2 separate regions of the Homo sapiens genome follow, and region 2 is linked to region 1. Evidence: chromatin loops called from intact Hi-C (ENCODE). Cell type or tissue: B cell. All regions are shown on one strand.

The links. Hi-C counts contacts between places; a loop is a spot of excess contacts. Peaks named below come from ENCODE experiments on the same cell type or tissue, not always from the same donor. Only the 100,000 strongest peaks of a DNase experiment are listed, where the experiment ranks them.
Region 2: a loop joins it to region 1, with 5 times the contacts of the local background. A loop is called at or near these places in 14 of 110 quality-filtered maps.

Annotation. Positions count from the first base shown.
Region 1 is chr21:24,891,850-24,899,849 of GRCh38, forward strand. All of the region lies in intron 2 of LINC01692 (long intergenic non-protein coding RNA 1692), which reads left to right. Among named protein-coding and RNA genes, the nearest start is that of LINC01692, 55 kb to the left of the region's middle. In B cell, a CTCF peak has its summit at 4,483 (motif pointing right); a DNase peak (open chromatin) is centred at 4,512; H3K27ac peaks cover 321 bases.
Region 2 is chr21:25,035,186-25,043,185 of GRCh38, forward strand. All of the region lies in intron 3 of LINC01692 (long intergenic non-protein coding RNA 1692), which reads left to right. Among named protein-coding and RNA genes, the nearest start is that of LINC01692, 200 kb to the left of the region's middle. In B cell, CTCF peaks have their summits at 4,780 (motif pointing left) and 4,981; a DNase peak (open chromatin) is centred at 4,766; H3K4me3 peaks cover 982 bases; H3K27ac peaks cover 709 bases.

The DNA of each region.
Region 1 (8,000 bases):
CCAGCTACTCAGGAGCCTTAGGCACGATAATTGTCTGATCCAGGGAGGTGGAGGTTGCAGTGAGCCGAGATCATACCACTGCACTGCAGCCTAGGTGACAGAGAGAGACTGTCTCAAAAAAAAAAAAAAAAAAAAAAAAGAGAAAATCTGGGAATCCAGGCATGTCCAATTTCTGGAGTAGGAATGTGAAGGAAAATTAATAAAAAAGATTATGAAGGGCTCTTCCCTCTCTGCCTTTGGAGGTTGGCCTATGGACAACAAAAATATAGCCAATGGGTGAATGATGTTCAGGATATAGATCAACAGGTCAAGAGTGAAGTTGGAATTGCAGATAAAGATTTCAGTTGCTCCCACCAACATAGTAATTTAAGCTAATTGGCACCCTATACTTCTTGTCTTAGTTGAGGGTTCTGTAACAAAAATACCATAGACTGGATAGCTAAACAACAAGCATGTATTTCTCACAGTTGTAGAGGCTGAGAAGTCCAAGATCAAGGTGCCACCAGATCCAGTGTCTGGTGAGAGCCCTCCTTCTGGTTGCACATGGCTGTCTTCTTGCTGCATCCTTACATGGTAGAGAGGGGAGAGCAAGAGCAAACATGTGTCTCTTCTTATAGGGGCACTAATGTTACTAATGAGGGTTCCACCCTCGTAGCCCAATTACGTCTCAAAGGCACCACCTCCCAAAATCATCACATTGGGGTTTATGATTTCAACATTTGATTTTTTGGGGGTGATGCAAACATTCAGCCCATAGGACTTTTCCTATTTCTATTCTTATCAGGCACTATGGCAAGTTGTAGATTTGTAAATCCCCTGTTAATAAAGAGATCTCTCTAACTGAATTCTCACACTTGTGCCTTGGTTTGTTATTTCAAAACACTAAAAATTTTTTGCATTACTTAGTAGCAGATATGTTTCAATCAAAAATACATAGGAAAAATAATAAGACAGTCAACTGTTTTATTTTTCAAAGGTAGGGGAGGCATTTTATTTTATTTTTTAAACTTTCCTAACCCTATTTATTACATAAATAGGAGAATTTATGAATTTCTTATGAAAACAAGACTAGAAGAGACTAAAGTGAAGACATCGAGCCTCCTCACTGGCTGACGTTTATTGTTGAGAAAAGTTTAAGCCCCTTCATATCTTCCACATCTCCCATAACTTCTATTTTGGCATAATGCTAAAAGAGTATTCTATATATTTAAATATAATGAAGGCTATAGTATATTCAAAAGTTGGATTACATTGACTAGTCAATTCAAACAACCATTAATGGTTGTCAGTCAATGTAATCCAACTTTTGAATGTGCTATAGCCTTCATTATATTGCATTAAATGCAGCTTAAACTTCCTGAGCAGTTTAAGCACTTTAAGCTACACTGCTAATCTGTTATAATAGACTAATGCAATGTTCCATTGTTTGTGTTCATTCTGAGTCTGCAAATTTAGTCCTTTCAATTCACTCTTTTTTTAATATTATTTTATTATATTTTTATTTATTTTTTATTTTACTTTAAGCTCTGGGGTACAAGTGCAGAACGTGCAGGTTTATTACATAGGTATACATGTGCCATGGTGGTTTGCGGCACCCATCAACCCATCATCTACATTAGGTATTTCTCCTAATGCTATCCCTCCCCAGCCCCCCACCCACTAACAAGCCCTGGTGTTGATGTTCCCCTCCCTGTGTCCATGTGTTCTAATTGTTCAACTCCCACTTTTGAATGAGAACACATGGTGTTTGGTTTTCTGTTCTTGTGTTAGTTCGCTGAGAATGATGGTTTCCAGCTTCATCCATGTCCCTGCAAAGGACATGAACTCATCCTTTTTTATGGCTGCATAGTATTCCATGGTGTATATGTGCCACATTTTCTTTATCCAGTCTATCACTGATGGGCATTTGGGTTGTTATCAAGTCTTTGATATTGTGAACAGTGCCACAGTAAACATATGTGTGCATGTGTCTTTATAATAGAATTATTTATTTTAATTTGAGATGGAGTCTTGCTCTGCTGCCCAGGCTGGAGCACAGTGGCATGATCTCAGCTCACTGCAACTTTTGCTTCCCAGGTTCAAATAATTCTCCTGCCTCAGCCTTCCAAATAGCTAGGATTACAGGTGCCCACCACCAAAGCCAGCTAATTTTTTGTATTTTTAGTAGAGACAGAACTTCACCATGTTGGCCAGGCTGGTCTCGAACTTCCAGCCTCAGGTGATCCACCCACCTCGGCCTCCCAAAGTTATGATTACAGGCATGAGCCACTGTGCCTGGCCTCAATTCACTCTCTTAACCAGAAAAATCAGTCAAATATTAGATTATTCCACAGTTAAATTATAATTAAAATAATCTGAGCAACTTAATCATCAACATTCTTTTATTTCTTAATATATATATTTTAAATTTCCTAACTAAAATGTATTGATTTAGTATTTTTTAAAAAAGTGTTTTTAGTATTCATATTTTGTACAAGTGCATGGCACATACGTAAATTTAAGAAATATTAAACTTATTAAGATAACAAGAATTTCAAGTACTTATTTTTTATGTTTCCAACACCACTTCTTTTTTTATTTTTTATTTTAAGCTGTTTATCATGTTAGGGCTAATGAGCATGCAGTATAATATGCTTACATATTATTTATGTAATTCTAGAATTACCTATTTTGATGACAATGCTAAATTCTTATGCCTCTTTTTTTTAATTACTACTGATAGCACAGTTAGATTTTCTACTCTCAATTTTATAAAAGTGGAAAAATATAATATTCATTTATATTTTAGGTAAAAATTTGAAAATCTATAATTTTAACAATTATTTTCCATAACCTAAATGTGACTGTATGTTTTGAATATGTATAAACAGTGAATATTTATTTTAATAAATACTGTTTTGCAGTCCATGTAAACCATGCAGAAGCAAATTTATTTGGGACTGATTACAGACTTTAATAGCTCATCTCATGAGGACATAAGCAGATCAAATTAAAGTATTAATAATACTCTGACACAATTGATTTGATACTCCAGGCGAAAATATTATCATGGATCACAGTGCAGGAAAACATGGTATTGGTTATTCTAGGTAAATAAAGGGTAGGAAATTTATTATACTTTTTTTATTTTGACCCCATGAGGTAAGATTTGGTCTTAAATGCTACATGATCATAGCATGAACCCAACAGCTTAGAATTTCTAAGCCATCCTAAAATTGCTTTAGTGACGTTTAGTAAACAAATATTTTTGGATGTTTCTTTTTACCAGGCAATATGCTGGGCATGGGGAATATGAAGATGACAGAAGTACACATTATCCCAGTTTATTAGTTTATGTTTACTGTTTGTTTTATATGTTATGAAAGAAAACAAATGAATAGAAAATTCAAATAAACAGAGAAAACAAATAGTGGGTAATGTGCACATGTTTACTTTAGAAAGGTGACTGGAACTGGCTTTTCTGTGGAAGCAATATTGAATGGGAGATTTAAAAATCAAGAAGAATGGCCAGGTGCAGTGGCTCACACCTATAATACCAGCACTTTGGGAGGCTGAGGCAGGTGGATCACATGAGATCAGGAGTTTGAGACCAGCCTAACCAACAAAACGAAACCTCATCTCTACTAAAAATGCAAAAATTAGCTGGGCTTGGTGGTGAGCACCTGTAATCCCAGCTACTCAGGAGGCTGAGGCGGGAGAATTGCTTAAACCCAGGAAGCGGAAGTTTCAGTGAGCGGAGATGGCACCATTGCACTCCAGCCCTGGGGGCAAGAGCAAAACTCCATCTCAAAAAGAAAAAAAATCAAGAAAAAGATAGTTATAGGAACCACAGGGGGAAGAGCAGTCCAGAAAAGTGTGGTAGCCCTTGGTTAATGTGAAGAAATTAAGAGAAGTTCAGTTTAGCTTCAGAGTATATCACATTGGATGATATCGAAGACAGACATGAATTCATATTTTATTTCAAGTAATAAGCAAACGTTGGCCCTTCATAAACATAAAAGATAAATTGTGCAATTTATATTTTTGAAAAGTCATTCAGTTTGCTGTGTTGATATTGCAGAGTTATATAAAAAGTGGGAAGACCCTTTCCGTGGCTGTAACAGTAAGATAACAGAGCTGATGGTGGCTTTCACTAGGGGAGTGGAGATGAAATTTGTGAGGACTCAGGGAGAACAACTGTGATAGTAATAGTGATTGTAATATATAGTGGCCAAGGGTATTTACAACAGGAATTATAATGTTGCGTAATGGAATCTAGGTTAGACAAAAGAAAAAAGGAATGCCAAAAGATACTAAATCATCATGAAAATAGCATGAGAATAATGGCCTAAAACTTACAATGAAATTAAATAATTGAGATATTGAGATTTTTAAGCAAGTATTATGGAAGATAAGAGGTTGCAGTTGGGAAACAAACTTCTAGAAATAAAATTCCAAAGGTAGCCCAAAATCTGAAGATGATACATCCAGCAGGGGGCTGTCTTAGTCCATTTGAGCTGCTGTAACAAAATGCCTTAGACTGGGTCATTTGTAAACAGCAGAAATGTATTGTTCACATTCTGGTGGCTGGAAAGTGTAAGATCAAGTTGCCAGCAGACACAGTGTCTGTTGAGGGCTTGCTCTCTCCTTCACAGTTGGCACCATCTTGCTGCATCCTCACACGGTGGAAGGGACAAACAGGGTTTCTCAAGCATCTTTTACAAGACCACTAATTCCAGTCATGCCCTCATCACCTCCTAAAGCCTCCACCTCTTAACACTGTCACAATGGCTATTACATTTCAACATAAGAATCTGTGGGGCACACCAACATTCAAACCTTAACAGTGTCCATGGCAGTGGATAGATAGGTAACTTGGAGGGGAAGGAAAGATAAATGATAACAAGACAGACTGAGGCAGTAGAGTGTTAGATAGTTAAGCTCTGCAGAGGTGGAATTCAAAGTGATTAATGACAGGCATTCAGGGAAAGGGGAACAAAGTCTTTAGTGAATTAGATGAAGTTAATAGAAGTTAAAAAATAGAGTCTGGACTTTTAAATATAATTGTTGAGCTTTAAAAGCAATCCAGAAGTTGAAGCTATAAACAAAGCTACAATTATTCATTAAAGTACTATAAAACAAAGCAATCTTCTCATCTCAAATGTAGAGATAATTATATTTGATTTGAAATTACATAAATTGAATTTCAACCTTAGCATGATAAAGCCCTTTGAGAGTCTTAGAAAGAAGCTGCTACATATATACAACTTATTACCATTAGAAAAGCAACTTGACCCTGAAATCTGTGCTTGGAATGCATTTTATTTTTCTAATTTATTATTTTAAGAGCAGTTGTAATACAAAATACAATTCCGTTTAAATAGATATATAGTATAGTATGACTTCAGATTTGTTTATTGTGCTTTATTATATAAGTAAAAGAAAAAATAATGTTTTCCTTAACAAAGCAATAAATTTATTGTGCAAAGGCAAAGATTGCTTCAGTTTGAATTTCTTGCCAAACCAGATAATTAGAACATACAAACAAGGGCTGATTTTTTTTCGCAGAATATAAAGACTGATATAAGGAGACATGCATTATTGGAAAGGCAATTATACATCAAGAGTTTGTCCAAAAGAGAAGATGCATCTGGCGTTTCTAATTTGATATATGAGTAATCTGAGATTGAATTTATCACAGAAAAACCTGTAATCATAGGACCTTTAGAAAGATCAAATTATGGGTGATCAGAAAGCATTAGCATCACCTGTGAATCAGGAATGCTTCTGCTCTAAGGAAAAGCCTCTTGATTCAAAACTTTTTCAATTTTTTTACCCCAGTTTTTTCTTACCACAGTTTCCATCAGTCTGGCACAAGAAATCTTTGGCTTAAAAAACAAATAGCAGGATAAGAAAATCTTAAAGTGCAAACTCTAAACACAATGCATAAATAAAGTTCGATATATTTAAAATATTTTTAATTTTCTTTGAGTTCCCTCCTAAATACTGGCTATATTTCTTTGGGTTCCTTCCTAAATGTGAGTATCAGCTAACATTATAAAACAAAACATGTAATTAAAAATTTGGTTTCATTGCTAATTATCCATTCCTAGAATTCTAGGCTGAAAGACAGTGCTTAGTTTTAATATTCGAGTAAGGTATTTCTAAAAAACATTATGCATCTGGAACAGTGGTTTCTAAAGTCCAGGGTTATTTCCACAGACTTACATTCTTAGCAGAGAAGTTTAGTTATTTATTGACATGGTAAATTATTGAGCTCTGAATTTTTGTTTCCTCTTCTCTGTGGAGGTAGATGAAGTTAGATGAAGCAAAAGATGATTTCTACCACTCTGTATTCTTTGGATTCCAGTGATGTAACTTAACTCAAAAACTTATAAAAGCAAATGAAGTCCATTGTACAAATGTGCAATGGAAATATTAAGACTTTGGTTGAAAGTTTGATTAAAATAAAACTGACATCATATAATTCTAACAGTGCTATCGAAGCCATGCATCTGATAGCATTGCTGCTTTAATTCATAATTTATAAGAATGAGGAAGAGCTGGCTAACATGTCTGCATCTGTCAACCTTAATGTGTTATGATTACTAAAAATCTGTAATTAAGTGAAGAACTGCTAGTCTTTTTTTGTGTTTGCGGACAGATCTTAAACAAATAAAATTCTATGGAAGTGATTTGACAGAGCCTAGGAAAGAGGAGGAATGCTATAGCATTAAGAGCTCATCCTCTGAGTTAGATAAACTATGTGTTCGTTCTGTCTTTCCCACTTATAGGGGTGTAATTTTCAGAAATTCAGCTGGTTCCCCTAAGCCTCATATTTGTTTGTAAAATATTATTATTAAATGAATAGAGTTTTGATAATTAAGTACATGTTATATATAAAACACTTAATGACCTTCATGTAGTTGACCTCAGTATATTACATGTACATATACATAATACATGTATGCATATGTGTGTTTATATGTATACTTGTAAATGTTTTCTTATTATTAGATAGATACTCAAAATGGATTTTGCTCAGAGAATTTACATCACAAATATTATTGTACTCTATAGCTTCTTCCATTAAAAAGGCATGTGCAAAATTCAAGTTCATAAAACCATTTCTTAAGTAGCAGGAAAATCACCATCTCCACTATATTCTATTTTAAAATTTTCAGAAAAATCAGTTGACATTAAGATGGTGTATTAGTCTGTTTTTACACAGAGCTGCCTGAAACTGGGTAATTTATAAAGAAAAAAGGTTTAATTAACTCACAGTTTCACATGGATGGGGAGGCCTCAGGAAACTTACAATCATGGCAGAAGGTGAAGCAGGCACATATTACAGGGTGGCAGGTGAGAGAGAGAGAGAGAGAGAGACGGAAAGAGAGAGAGAGAGACAGACAGAGAGACAGACAGACAGAGAGACAGACAGAGAGACAGAAAGAGGAAACCACTGCTGATGAAACCATCAGATCTCATGAGAACTCACTCACTCTCACAAGAACAGCATGGGGGGAAACCACCTCCATGATCCAAACATCCCCCACAGGTCCCTCCCGAGACAGGTGGAGACTACAGTTTAGATGGCAATTCAAGATGAAATTTGGGGTGTGGACACAGCCAAACCATATCAGATGGTAAAAGAGATTTCATTTGCCATGTAAATACATCACAAATGTAATCTTCTACCTTTTTGTGTCTACTTTGCTGCATGTCATTCACTCATTTATCTATCCCTTGGTCACTACAAAATATAGAAGTGCCTACTAAACCACATTGAATTACTCTCAGTGTGATTTTTAAAATATGCTCTAATATTGCTTTAATCAGACTGTCTCAATAACCATAGCAGCTCATTGTACAGCTGTTAGATAAAAAGAGTTTTACTTAATTGCCTTGAAGTTTACTTGATTTTGGAACTGTACATATCTGAGTCACTGATAATGTTCTAGAAATGGTTTCTGCAAATTTGCAGATTAACAGACCGTTTCTATGGATTACTTATGTTTGAG
Region 2 (8,000 bases), 140 kb after region 1:
TCTCCCATTTTGTAGGTTGCCTGTTCACTCTGATGGTAGTTTCTTTTGCTGTACAGAAGCTCTTTAGTTTAATTAGATCCTATTTGTCAATTTTGTCTTTTGTTGCCATTGCTTTTGGTGTTTTAGACATGAAGTCCTTGCCCATGCCTATGTCCTGAATGGTATTACCTAGGTTTTCTTCTAGGGTTTTTATGGTTTTAGGTCTAACGTTTAAGTCTTTAATCCCTCTTGTATTAATTTTTGTATAAGGTGTAAGGAAGGGATCCACTTTCAGCTTTCTACATATGGCTAGCCAGTTTTCCCAGCACCATTTATTAAATAGGGAATCCTTTCCCCATTGCTTGTTTTTCTCAGGTTTGTCAAAGATCAGATAGTTGTAGATATGCGGCGTTATCTTACATCAACATTGTAAATTTTTATCTTGGACCTAAGGTCTACCAAGATGTTTATGCATCCTGGAAAATGGAGAAAAATACAGAATTATAAGTTTTCACAAAACAAAAATATTAAACATAAAAAGTTGTGCTTTATCCTGAGATTATATTTATCAAATGCTAATTTTTAGATGGTATTTACCAATATGGCAGCTAATGTCTATGCCAATCGGCCAATTAGTACAAGTACTATATCAGTTGTTTAATATTTTTAATACAACCCAGGGAATTAATTATGGTTTTATATATTAAGATTCTCCTTTTATATGAAATGGTGGCAATAAAGTTTAGTTATTTTATATTCACTTTTCTTTAAGATAGATGTAGCTGAAAAACAACATCGACAACCCTATGTCAGTCTTCTCTCTTTAAAGTATAAAAGTAATTTTATAACCCAGTGATGTCCAAAAGCCTGGGAAAGAGACAAAACTGCTCATTTTAACTCCATGAGATTCCTTGTGTTTAAAAGTAATTTTTTTTTATTTCTCAGCTTCCAAAATTTTATTTGACAGCCTCCATGTTTGCATATAGTATCCTAAAAACAGAAAAATTTCTAGCTTAACTCCCTTGCAAAGTCTTAAATGGCTATAATTTGAAATAGGAATTATGCCATCAAATATGAAGAAAAGAAGTACGGCAACTAAAAATAAACTCTGTCTGAAACTTTACACTTTATGGATCCTACTTTATATGTAATATCAAAAAATCATAATAGTGAGATACGTGAAGTGTATGTTAATTTATGCCTTCTGGTATACATAAGCATAATATTTTTCAGTATGGGGAATATAAATTTTAAAATTATAAAATCTTAAAATGAGGTAAGACCTTTACATCATCTAGCCTAATCCCATGAAGTTCAACCACGATGCCTGTATTTATTTCCCTGACCATATTATTTCTGCTAAACCATACGTAATACTAAAATGTTCACCACCTCACATAGCTTCCTATTGCTGCTATGGAGAGCCTTCACTGTTCTAAAAATCTATCTAAAATTGAATTTGAGTTTTTATCTATTAATGACATTTTGATCTCCAGTTTATCTTTATAGCCATACAGACTGCATAGTTATTTTTCTCAAACATAATAACATTTTAAAGCCTTAAAATATTAATAGGTCTCTCATAAAGGTTAAGGTCTTTTAGAAAACCTAACACCAAAAATTTCAAGCCCCCACCCAGCACAAAGTTAGTTAGTTAGTTACTGAGGTTTTGTATCATAAACCCCAAACTATAGAAGGTGCTCTCTTGAAGTTGTTTAAATTGTCCATTTTGCCTGCAAAACTCAAAACCATAGACTTTCTTGTTCTTAGGCTGTATACTTTTGGGAAGTGATACTGGAACATTTGCCTTGCCTTATACATCACATTCTTGTTCTCTTGTTTCTTTTAACTGATGACAAACCCAGCTGCCTTTAACACATACAACCTCTGCTAACTGCCAGAAAGCAGAGGGTCTCACTCTCAGGATACTTTAAACACATTAGCGTTTGCCTTCAGTATAGATCTCTATTTTCTTCAGCTATCCCTAATGGGTTATCACTCAATTTTGGATACCATAATACCTGAGACAAAAGACATTGTGTTACCTCAGCTAAAGAATTTCTATCAAAAAGGTCTATTTTTAACAGAAGGTCTGCTTTTTTTCTAACCTTATTATTCCTTTATCGCCCTCTTACATAGATGGTATTATTAGGCAAAATTATCCATAGGTCATGGAAAAAAAGAAGGCCTGCTCTTCTTTTGCTTCATTTGTGGAAATGGCTCTTCATTTCTAAACCCAAGATTCTCAGGCTTTATGTTATAGTTACATTTATGTGGCAACTTGGTTATGCTGTGGTGTCCATTTGCTGGTCAACCATTTCGACTATTTAAAGGTAGCAAAAATGGAGGCAGCAACACTCACGGATTGGCAAAGCAAGGAAGCCATTCCTTCCCTAAGACTGAAAGGGCAAGAAAGGAATGCATGGCAGCAGCTCCAGGTGCTAGAGAACATATCAGGGCTTTCCAAAATCCTGTGCAGAAGAGGGGGTGAGCAAGAGAAGAGATACCCTGCCCTCTCTCCCCTTCTATCATCCACTTTCTGCAAGTACTTCCCCCTAGCTAAGTCTAACTGGAAGCCAGAAAGACAGCATCTACATGAACCATTCTCCTGAGGCACAGAGCAGGAAGTGAGGAGCAGGGAATGGAAAAGAATCAGCATGTGACCCTCACTGTAAATTACACCAAAAACATTTGGATGCATCTGTCAAGGTTTATGAAGAATGTCTGTACCTTTAAAGGCTGAATATTGTGTTTCACTCAACATGTCACCTCTCTGGGTCCTCTTCTTCTATGGTTAAAAAAAAAATACTGTAATAGGATTTCTAATTCTCCCTTCTTGCTACACTTAAACTCTGAGAGAAGAAGAAAAAGTAATGAATAAGAAATAAATATTATGCCCCTCACTCCCCACTCTTTGGAAAGTTTAAGTGGATGCCATCAATTTTAATTTTAAATATCCTTCCTCCATTGGACAGATTAATGGAGGAAATAGAGTAGAAACATAATGAGGTGAAGCCCAGATATCTGTGCGAATGTACCCAAATATTAACACTCAGTGAGCTACTATTTGGTATTTTTAATTAAAAAAATAAGTTAATGAAAAGTGAGCGTATACTATATAGAATTGCTGATTAGCTGAATGAGCAGAGCATCCTGGCCTTTCTGTCAAAAGGCACTTATTACTTGGTGTCCCTATTTTAGCCTAGAATGTTCTAAAGAGTGACAGTAAATCATATGTTATGCTGTGATTGCTAGCTCACTATTTTTTACAGGCATATTATTTGGGGTGATAAAAACTAATAGAACAAAGAGAAGCTGATTTCCCACTTACCTAGCAGTTACTAAGCAAAGGATGAATTCCTTTATGTGGAGATTCATCAACCCAGATTCTTTCCATTTTGTGGCTCTGTACCCTTTAGGGTCTATCTGTCATTTGCATCTAGTGAGTACAAAGAAATACAGATCTTTTGGGGTAGGAAGCATACTTTCTTCCTACAAGAGTCGATACAGAAACGGCATGCATTGCTTTCATGCACATTCCATTCTCTGCAATTTAGTCATATGTCCAAACCCAAATGCAAAGAAGACCAAGAAAGTAGGCTGGCTGTGTGCCCCAAAAGAGAAAATTGACTTTTGCTAAATAGCTCTATCACATACATAGGGATTATGAAAATAAACATGTATACATTTAATGATGTCTAAATAACTCCTGATGCTTAAAGTTAATATTATGACAACGTAAAATATTACAGGATAAGTAAGCCTTTCATTTCTATGTATCTTAATGTAAAATATTCATGTTTAATTAGTGTAGACTGAGCACAAATAATGTGTCTTTGCTTTAAATTTTAGGGAAACAAGAGGGGCAAAATATTCTACCATATGTTATTTTCCCATTTAAATTTCTCAAAGGAAAGGTAGGCTATGGTATAATGGTTACAATTATAATAAGAAATAGAAGAGAATATTAAAAAACAATACTTTAATTTCTGCCTGTCTAAATAAAATAGCTGTCTGCTAGTGCTTCTGAAAATCTATATAAAAATTTCCCTATTAATGATGAGACATCTTCAATAGTTTAATTGGAAATAATTAAATTTCCCTAAGAAAAAGGACAGATTGAAATAGCCAAGTGCTGTAACGATCAAATTGGTAACCAATTAATTATTTTTTACATGTGCCCTGCTTCTTGTTTAAGTACCATCAGTAAGTTAACACAAAATTCAGTTAAGTTTTGTTTTTTTCACTCAATCAATTTCTACACAGCTTTTCTAGGTTGGGTATTGTGCTATTTGGTGTTGATAGAGTTATTAACAAGATAATCAAAGACTTACATTCTAGCAGCATTAATGAACTTTTACTATGTGCTCATTCATTGCAAAAAATGATCATACAGAATAAGTATTATTATCTCCATTTTACAATAAGGACATTTAGACTCAGGGAGAGGTTAAGTAATGTGTCTAATGCCTTGTGGTTTGTGAGAGTGGAGTTGAACCAAACCCCAAGTATCTCATCTTATCCCTCTGCTGCATGTAACTAGAACTGAATTCCATATGAAACAAGCTCTTCCTGAAAATTTAAGTCAGTGAGACTTTCTCACTGCTTAGTTTACTTTCTCTAATTTTTAATTGATATTTCCTCTTACAATATTCAAAAATTGGGTTTCATTATATATGTAGTCTCACTTCCAGTTTCTAATAATACTGTGTTTTTCTAACATGGAAGATTTTTTTTTCTAAAGCAATTGCTGACTTTTTGATAATGAGTCAACAGTGCCATCTTCTGTCTCTGTTCTCATCAGCCACTGGAAATAAAGCCTTAAAAGACTGGGTTAATGTAGATCAGGAACAGGAAGCAAGGAATCTGGAGAGTTTACAATCTTGGCAAAATGTACTACATCTTTGAACACTTGCAAAGAGACTAATTGTTTGAAAGGCTCGCAGGGCAGAGACGTGTTAAAAACAGTGCAGTGTGATTAGTTTCCTGAAACCTTTGAGTAGCCCTTCCAACAATGGAACCGAAGAAGGAGGAAGCAGGAGGGAGGAGACAATGACAGAAACAGGTGGCAAGAGGTTGTAATGATTTGGGACGCCGTAATTGATGGAATAAAATAAGCAACTCTCCTGTTTGTTCTACCAATTGTTTACACATTTCCTCCTGTCTTCACCTTTAGAGAAACATGACTGATCTTGGTAAGCACTTTTATCAAGCAAAAAAAAAATAAAAAGGAAAAGATACAAATGAAACAAAATATTAAGCCCTGAATTTTTTCCTTCTCTGCATGTGAAGCATAGTTATCAAAACTGAGGCATGTGAGAAAACTTAGATAAACATGAAAATCTTGCAGGATTGAACATGTAGCTGAGAAAACACTATTTTTTTTTTTTTTTGCAAATCTATCCTATTTTGGAAATGTATTTTTAGTCTCATCATACTTTCCAGCCATCTTGCAAAGTAAAAAAGATGAAAATTAAAAACTCAAAGGGTTTACCAGTACTTAGGTGAGTTCATTTGAGTATCTCCATTTCACAATGCTTATCTTTCATATACCTACGCTGGGTTTAAGCTTTCTGAATAGTAGCCACTTCGAGAAATATTTATGACGTTAATCATATTGCCCAGAATACAATTGTTCTTCTGAGGAATTTGAAGAAATGGTAGGAATCCCAAACAGATTTTCGAAGTTCTCTTAGACAAGGAACTCCAAACAGCAGCAAGGCAAAAGTATGAATGAAAGGTAGTTTTAATGCCTGTCTTTATAAGTGTGGCTTTTGTGAGGCTGCTGTTTTCCATAATTATTTTGCATACTTGAAGACGAAGCATGAACGGCAGCTACGAGTGGGCACAATACAATGTGTAACTGGAAAATTTTCTGTGTACCACCAAGGGAAAACTGCCACTTTACTTTTGCTGAATTATTGGCAATCTACTTCTTTGTGCCCATCTGCTTTTTTCAGCCTTTCATTAAAATAGTATTAGATGAGTTTTCTTACTATAAATTAGTGGTCAGTGCTGGACAAAGGGGATTGGAATTGGAGTTTTCTGAAATTTAACCAAACACCTTAACAAGATGTCTCCAAAAAAGCCAAGTATCTAAGGTTTGATGGGTTACCAGGCTTGCAAAGGATCTTCCATCTGTTTCTGAGGGCTTCACATGACAGTCCCTGACTTATGTTCCCTAACAGCCCACTCTATTTCACACTAGCCAGAGGTATTATACTTTAATTGTATCATATTAAACACACTCTAGAAAACCCAGAATTCCATGTTAATTCGTCAGTCAACACAAGAAACTTAGCTTCCTAAATTGGCATATCTATATTTAAAGATCATCAATGTCAACATTTTACTATTTCTCTAAGCAGGGCAGTTATCATGTAATTTCATAAGCATGAAGTAATAAAATTGATCTGAAAATGCATATACATATTTATTCTCCCTTTTACAAAACTAGAATGCTTTCTACAATTGTTTTTTAATAAAGTCATTTTCAAAATATACACAATGCAAATCATTATGGGGATCTTCCTTCTCTATTGCCTCCCTCTGGTTGTGGATAAAAACTGGTTTCCTGGGCAAGAGCAAAGGCAGAGACCAGGCTGAATCAAAGGAGCTGCAATTGCTATGAATTCTCCAAATCTCCTTACACAGATGCTCAGAAGGATGAGATTCTGCCATTTTGTACCCGAACATTCCTCCCAGCCTGTGATGCTGAAAGATTAAAGACTCCACGAGTACACACAACATGACTGATTGATTACACTGACTTCAGTGCAACTCACTGGGAGAAGCACGAGGCTTGAGCTTTAACCAGAAGCTCTCTCAAGCACATGGCAATCTTTCTATATCCAAGGGAGGCTTTCTTTTTAATTTCATAAACTCACTTTTATTTATGGCACAGACCCCTTCTAGACCCCTCCTCAGGACTTTTTACAAAGGGTGCCCATTAGACCACTTATATCATCTCCTCTAGTTGCTGTTTATTCTATTTGCATTTGTTTTTCTCATTTAACTGTAATCACCTTATGGTAAGGGTGTTGGTGGTGGTACAAGGAGTGGCATTGACACAACTCCAGCCTTAGGTGACACCTGACTTTTACTAACTTAATTTCCCTTGTGGTCTTACTTAATTCATCTTACTCCAGTGGTCAAAAGAATGATAAAATTTCCATAATTCTGCTTGTGTCCAATCTCTCTCTCTTTCTCTTCCTCTATCTCTCCCCCTCTCTCTCCCTCTCTTTCTCTTTCTTTTTTCTCTCCCCTGGGTCCATTTATTTCTCTTTTTAAAATCAGTAATTACCAAAGTACCTCTGAAATTTACTAATTAACTTCATTTCTGATAACTAAGCTTGATAACTTTTCTTCTTTCTATAAAATAAACTTATCCTCTGATACATACAACCCAATTAAATGTTGACTTTCTCAGTTGTAGAGCTATCGATTTCCTAAGATTAAAGTAGTCTTCCTCATTGAAATTTTAGAAAAGTCCAAGGCAATAATATGAGGACAAAGAGGGAGTTGCCATTGTCTGATTAAAGTCAACGGAATAGATAAATGTGTCAAAAAGAACAAGTGGCATAACGGATCATAAGTATAGCAAATCCACAACTTATTATGAATTGTCTGATGTACATAGTTTTGAACTTTTCTTTTAAATCTTTTTTAAATTAAGTCATTTAACTATGTATTTGAAGACAATGTTTCTCCACCTTTAAACTGCCTCAAAATCTTTCTAAGGACACCCACTAGGGACTTCTCTTAATGCATATACTGAGTTTTTTAAAGATGATATCTCTACCAGCAAGCAGACTGATGGCTTGCGTGTGTTAAATACTCTATTAGGTTATGGTGCATACATGCTGCATACATGTAATCCTAACAAAAAGCCTGTGAGGTATTAAAAGGTTTCTTTATGTACAAAGAAAAGATACTCCTGAGTATTATGATCCAGGCAGCGAGGCCAAGCTCTTTTCCAGTGTCTTCCAAAGAGGATGTAGCATGGTTGAAATTCAAGATCA